2 separate regions of the Homo sapiens genome follow, and region 2 is linked to region 1. A link is a contact called in ENCODE Hi-C or POLR2A ChIA-PET data. All regions are on one chromosome and are shown on one strand. Each heading gives the region's core, a stretch centred on a gene start or an enhancer-like site at or near the end of the contact. The rest is flanking DNA. Distances are from core to core; before and after follow the strand shown. Region 1 holds the start of HDLBP (high density lipoprotein binding protein). Region 2 holds the start of GPR35 (G protein-coupled receptor 35).

Evidence for each region. A loop is a pair of places that touch in the nucleus more often than their neighbours do. ChIA-PET counts read pairs that join two places held with the same protein, here RNA polymerase II (POLR2A). Pooled maps may share reads with other maps.
Region 2: a pooled map shows a loop between it and region 1 (10-fold over the local background). The contact joins the promoter of GPR35 here to the promoter of HDLBP in region 1. A Hi-C loop is called at or near these places in 2 of 37 single-sample maps with no recorded cell type and 6 of 50 pooled maps. POLR2A ChIA-PET finds 5 or more read pairs at or near these places in 1 of 52 experiments (activated naive CD8-positive, alpha-beta T cell).

The regions. Positions count from the first base shown.
Region 1 is chr2:241,314,365-241,317,064 of GRCh38, reverse strand. HDLBP (high density lipoprotein binding protein) reads left to right here and starts at 1,393. Exons shown (of 28, transcript NM_005336.6): 1 at 1,393-1,495. SEPTIN2 (septin 2) reads right to left here and starts at 1,140. Exons shown (of 13, transcript NM_004404.5): 1 at 1,083-1,140. RefSeq lists enhancers at 1-667, 618-677, 668-1,392, 1,318-1,417, 1,438-1,487 and 1 more and silencers at 868-1,217, 1,758-2,137.
Region 2 is chr2:240,624,036-240,626,829 of GRCh38, reverse strand. GPR35 (G protein-coupled receptor 35) reads right to left here and starts at 1,350. Exons shown (of 2, transcript NM_005301.5): 1 at 1,262-1,350. RefSeq lists enhancers at 890-1,396, 2,004-2,153.

The sequences.
Region 1 (2,700 bases), core at 144-2,643:
TGTGATTCAAAAAGTATTTGAGAACCTACTAGGTGCTAGACACCAACCGAGGCAATGAGTATGGGTGACAACATGTGCCCTGCCCTCACAGCACCAATAGTCCACTGGACAAATACCATCTGGAACATCAGGTAAACACCTAAGCCTGTCTGGAGGAAATCTAATTTGGGCGGAATCCCACAAGCACAGACTAGGTAAGGAGAAGGCAGTTAAGGTGGGAAGTAGCCAGATTTAAGAGTTTGGGCAATGGCCAAAGGTGCAGAAGTTTGAACTACAAGAAGTTCAGTGTAGTTGGTTCGTGTGTTTCCGTGGAGAGAGGACAAGGTCTGGTGGCACTGACAAGAATTAGACCGAAAAGGTAAAAAAGCAAGCCAGGTTTGTCTGGGCCAGTAGGCCAGGTCACAGTTGGGACTCCACTGAGACCACGGAAGCCACAGGTTTGCTCCTCATCCCCGGGCCAACTCGGCGGCCTCCAACCCTATACCCTACCCCCTGCTGCCTGTCCGTGCCTCGCTGGTGCAGACCTTCGTCGCCTCTCCTCGCCGAAGGTACCCGCAGACAGGGCCTAGTCGCTCTCCCCTCGCTTATCCACGGCATCCAGCCGATGGGCTTGGAGGTTTGGGGGCTGGCCAGTCCTCCACGCCTCAGGGAGGAAATGGCACCGTTAGAAAGACAAGATGGCCACACAAGCTCTAAGTGTTTGTCGGGCCTAAACCTGTATCCTCCCTCCAAGCACCAAACCTCCCGACCTCGACCGCACTCGACGCCCCGAGGCCCAGCACCGACGACAGTGCAGAGGAATTCCCGCAGGGTCAACAAGGGGTCACCGGAATCCCCACTCCCGCGCCCGGGCCTGCCCGTGTCGGAGCCACTGTCGCCGGCACTAGGACCGCCCGGGACGGGGGAGCCCACGATAAGTGCCGAAGAGCCTGGGCTCGGCCGCCCCTCCCCCACACCGCCCCGCCGGCACCCCAGAGCCAGCCGACCACCGCCCGAGAGTATGGGACGAGCGGCGCGTCCCCCGCAGCTCCTCGGGAGGGCCGGCCCACAACTTGTGCGGGGTACACCGGCGAGACACTCACCCGCCAAACAGCCCGAGAACAGGCGCCGACCGACCGCGCCGCGGACCCGCCCAGCGCTCGCGGTCCGCTCACAGCCCGCCCCAGCCCGCCCCGCCCCGCCCAGCGCGCAGGCGGATTGCGTCACCGCGTCACCCCGCCCCTTTGCCAACTGCTTCCTGGCTCAGTGCGACCTGGCCTTCTTCCCCTCCCCCATGCGGCCGGCTTCCGAGTGCGCAAGCCCAGAGTCGTCCGCGTTGTCCGCCTCTGCGCAAGCGCCGTGCTCCTCCCACGGCAGTTGGCCATATAGAGGCTGGGGGTGGGGGGGGAGGTCAAGCGTAGCCTCTTCTCCTTTACCAAGATGGCGGCTTGTCCCTGTTTCGCCACAGTTCCTACCTTATGAGCTCGGTTTTCTTATGCTTATAAGAGTGGAACAGGTAATGAGAATCTTCGCCTTGCGGTGGGTAACTGGAGTGGGGGGAAGGCCGTTTGTTAGAAGGAGACAAGTGCCCACTGAGGAGGAGAGAGGCGGTCGCGGGAGGGCAGGTGGTGGCGGGAGTGCGGAGCGATCACGGGGAGGGGGAGCCTTCGCCTCTCCTCCTGTCCTCCAAGAAGATGGCGGCAGCACCGAGCTGGGGCGCCGAGTACGACTGGGCGGGGGACGGCGAGCGGCCGCGCGAAACTCGTCTAGCCCACCACCGCCGCCGTCTCGATGATCGGGGGGCCTCTCTGGGATTGGCTGCGCGCACGTCACGTGGGGCCGACGGGCCCTGCGCAGACCATCGAGTCGGGCGTCCCTCCCCGGGGACGTGGCCTTCCTGTGCCCGGGCTGGGGCCCGCCGCCCCGCGGGGGAGGGCGGAGCTGGCGCGGCCCCTAGCTTTCTCCTTCTGGTGTGGGGCCCGAGGTGAGACCTGGGGAGTGCTCCGCGAGCCCACGAGCAGCGACGTGGCTCGGGGACGGGAGGGTGCCGTGCCTGGCTGCGGCCTGAGCGGGATGGGCGCGGGCGGCTCCGGCCCGCGGGTTGTGCCCCGGCCCGGGGTGTCCTTTCCTCCCTCCCGCGTGGCCTGGAGGCACTGCAACTGTTCGAGACTCACGTCAAGGCTTGGCGCAAATACCCCTCGTTCAGGAAGCCTTCCTAGGTTTCCCCCGCTTAGAGGAAACACTTCCTGAGTTCCTAATGGCTGACCCGCATGGTGTTGGGAACCTGAGCCTTTCTGACACCGTGGCATGTTGCTAGGGTATTTTTGTGCGTAGCTCCTTTGAAAAGTGGTTAGGTGCTCAAGGCTAGCTGCTACATATCCTCTCCATTCGACTTAAAAAATGAGAGGGTCAGACTTGACATGGTGTTTGGACGCCATGTAAAATCGAAGGAAGTCGACTTGGGCTTTGCTTATTAAACAGTGCCTATTATGGTGAAATTAAACGGCTGAAGGAATGTGGATGAGTCGTAATCTTAAGGAACATGACGATTTGCCCCTCAGTTTTGCGTTTTATGTCCTCAGATTCATAGCTACCTATACCCTAAGCCCTCAATCAATGACTTCACATTTATTTGGTGTCTGCTTAAGGATAGTCACTTTCTTAGCAGCTAACTTCCTTAAAACCCTATTAAGATAGGTTAAGTCACAATTAGGGTTTTGT
Region 2 (2,794 bases), core at 101-2,600, 690 kb after region 1:
TGCCTGGCTGGCCTGGGATTGAGACCACAGGCCCCAACCACTGCTGAAGACGTGGGGGCACGCAGTGAGGTGCAGATCCCTGTGGCCCAGGCACCAGAGTCCCCCGTACCTGTGACCCCACTGGGCCTGGGCCCCACACAGCACACCACACCCCAGGACCCAGGATGGGGCTGTGAGTGACACGAGTTCACCAAAGTAGCTGCTCACCTCGGGGCCACAGCACGGGGTATTCTTCATTCTTGTTTTTAAATGTCACATCCCACACTCCAACAAGCTGCTACCCAGACACAGGCTCCAAGTCTTCATCAGCCTCAGCCACCCCTGAGACCCCAACAGCCTCAGCCCACCTGAGACCCCAACACAGCCTCACCTCACTGAGACTCCCCATCACAGCCTCACCCCACTCTGAGACCCCATCACAGCCTCACCCCACTCTGAGACCCCATCAGAGCCTCACCCCACTCTGAGACCCCGTCACAGCCTCACCCCACTCTGAGACCCCGTCACAGCCTCACCCCGCTCTGAGACCCCATCACAGCCTCACCCCGCTCTGAGACCCCCATCACAGCCTCACCCCACTCTGAGACCCCCATCACAGCCTCACCCCACTCTGAGACCCCGTCACAGCCTCACCCCGCTCTGAGACCCCATCACAGCCTCACCCCGCTCTGAGACCCCCATCACAGCCTCACCCCGCTCTGAGACCCCCATCACAGCCTCACCCCGCTCTGAGACCCCGTCACAGCCTCACCCCACTCTGAGACCCCCATCACAGCCTCACCCCACTCTGAGACCCCATCACAGCCTCACCCCACTCTGAGACCCCATCACAGCCTCACCCTGCTCTGAGAACCCATCACAGCCTCACCCTGCTCTGAGAACCCATCACAGCCTCACCCCACTCTGAGACCCCATCAGAGCCTCACCCCACTCTGAGACCCCCATCACAGCCTCACCCCACTCTGAGACACCCATCACAGCCTCACCCCACTCTGAGACACCCATCACAGCCTCACCCCACTCTGAGACCCCATCACAGCCTCACCCTGCTCTGAGACCCCCATCACAGCCTCACCCCGCTCTGAGACCCTGTCACAGCCTCACCTCGCTCTGAGAACCCCCGTCACAGCCTCACCCCACTCTGAGACCCCATCATAGCCTCACCCTGCTCTGAGACCCCATCACAGCCTCACCCCACTCTGAGACCCCCACCATGCCCCTGCCCCGCTGGGAGGCCCCTAGGGCAGTGGGCGGCACTGACCTGCAGGCAGCTTTGGCCTCCCGGGTGGAGTGTGTGACCCCCGCTGCCAAAGCCTGCACAGTGGCTGTCTGAGAAGGGCTGGGGGAAGTGAAGCTGGGGTGAGCCACCCCTCAGGGCTGGTCCCTGACTCTGCCCCTCCTTAAGGTGGGGGGGCGGGCGGCTGACTGACGGCAGCAGGTCAGGGGTAACAGGAGTTCCCCACTGCTCCTGCACCAGCCCCAGCTAGAGGGCGTGGGGGATTTCTGGGAGGGAAGTGGGGTGCCGGCTGCCTGTGCTGACACCTCTGAAGAGCCAGCATCCTTGCTGAGGGCACACATTTGTTCTGGAAACAGCGTGAGAGACAGACAGCAAAACCAGAGACGCTCCAGCCCCGCCCACGGAGCCTTCCTCCTCCCCAGCCCACTTCTGCCCTGTCATCTCGGAAACCTTCCCAGGGCCCAGCCCTCCCAGGGTCTGCGGTCAGCTCGCCCTCCCCAGCGCCTCATGCCCAGCCCCAAGACAGGGTGCAGCACGCACACTCATCCTGGTTCATGCAGACACGCTCCGTGGGCGCCTTCCAATACACACACACACGCTGGCACACATGCACACACACATGCACACGCCAATGCACACAGGTGAGAGGCACACGCAGGCAGGCTGGCTCCTCCCCTGCTTCCCCCCGACTTGGCCACCGGCCCCTCCTCCAAGCCCACCCCCTCAGAAGCCTACCCAGACCACCCCTATCTGGTCTAGAATATTCTCCCTGGCCCCCAACTCCTCAGCGGACATCTTCCTTCTGAGCTCATGGTGGGGGAGCCCGTAGGCCCAGGCTGCGCCCCCATGGTGCAGAGCACCCCCTTCCTGGGCCCTGTCCACCCTGAGGGCAGGAGCCTCGTCTCCTCAACGTGGGCCCCACAGCCCCTGACCACAGCCTCTCCCTCCTCAACGGCTGGGATAGGCTGGGGAGAGCTTCAGTTTCACCCCTCCCCACTTTACAGCGGTGGAAACGGACGCCCAGGGAAGGGAAGCGCTTGGCCCAGCGTCACACAGGTGGTGGCAGGTCTGAGACCAGTGCCTGGGCCTCCTGAGCCAGACCAGGGCTCTCTACCCAGAGGCACGTGAGGAAGCCCTGGCTGGGCATTGGTCCTTCTCTGCTGTCATCCCGGGCCTGGTTCCTGTCCCTTTCTTCCTGCTTCCTCCTGCTGTCCTTCCTGCCCTTCCTCCTGCTTCCCCGGCTGTCCCTCCAGGCCCAGTCCCCAGTGTGCGCCCTTGGGTTCCCTGCCCAGTCTCCATGGGCCATGATGTTCATTGGAGAGGGGCCTCATCCTCGGGCAGGAGGCTCAGATTTGGGATTTCATCCATCCCTCACTCTGGCCACAGGGTCTGGCCTCTGGGGTCAGCAGAAGGCACGGCACCTGATCAGTCCAAGCCCGGCCGCCGTCAAGCAGGGACTGGAGGTGCAGGGCACGGCATCTCCCAGGAGTGCTCCTTCCACCTCTGGCAGATCAGATGGTGCCCCAAGCAGGCCTACCCAGCCCACCAGAGCCAGGG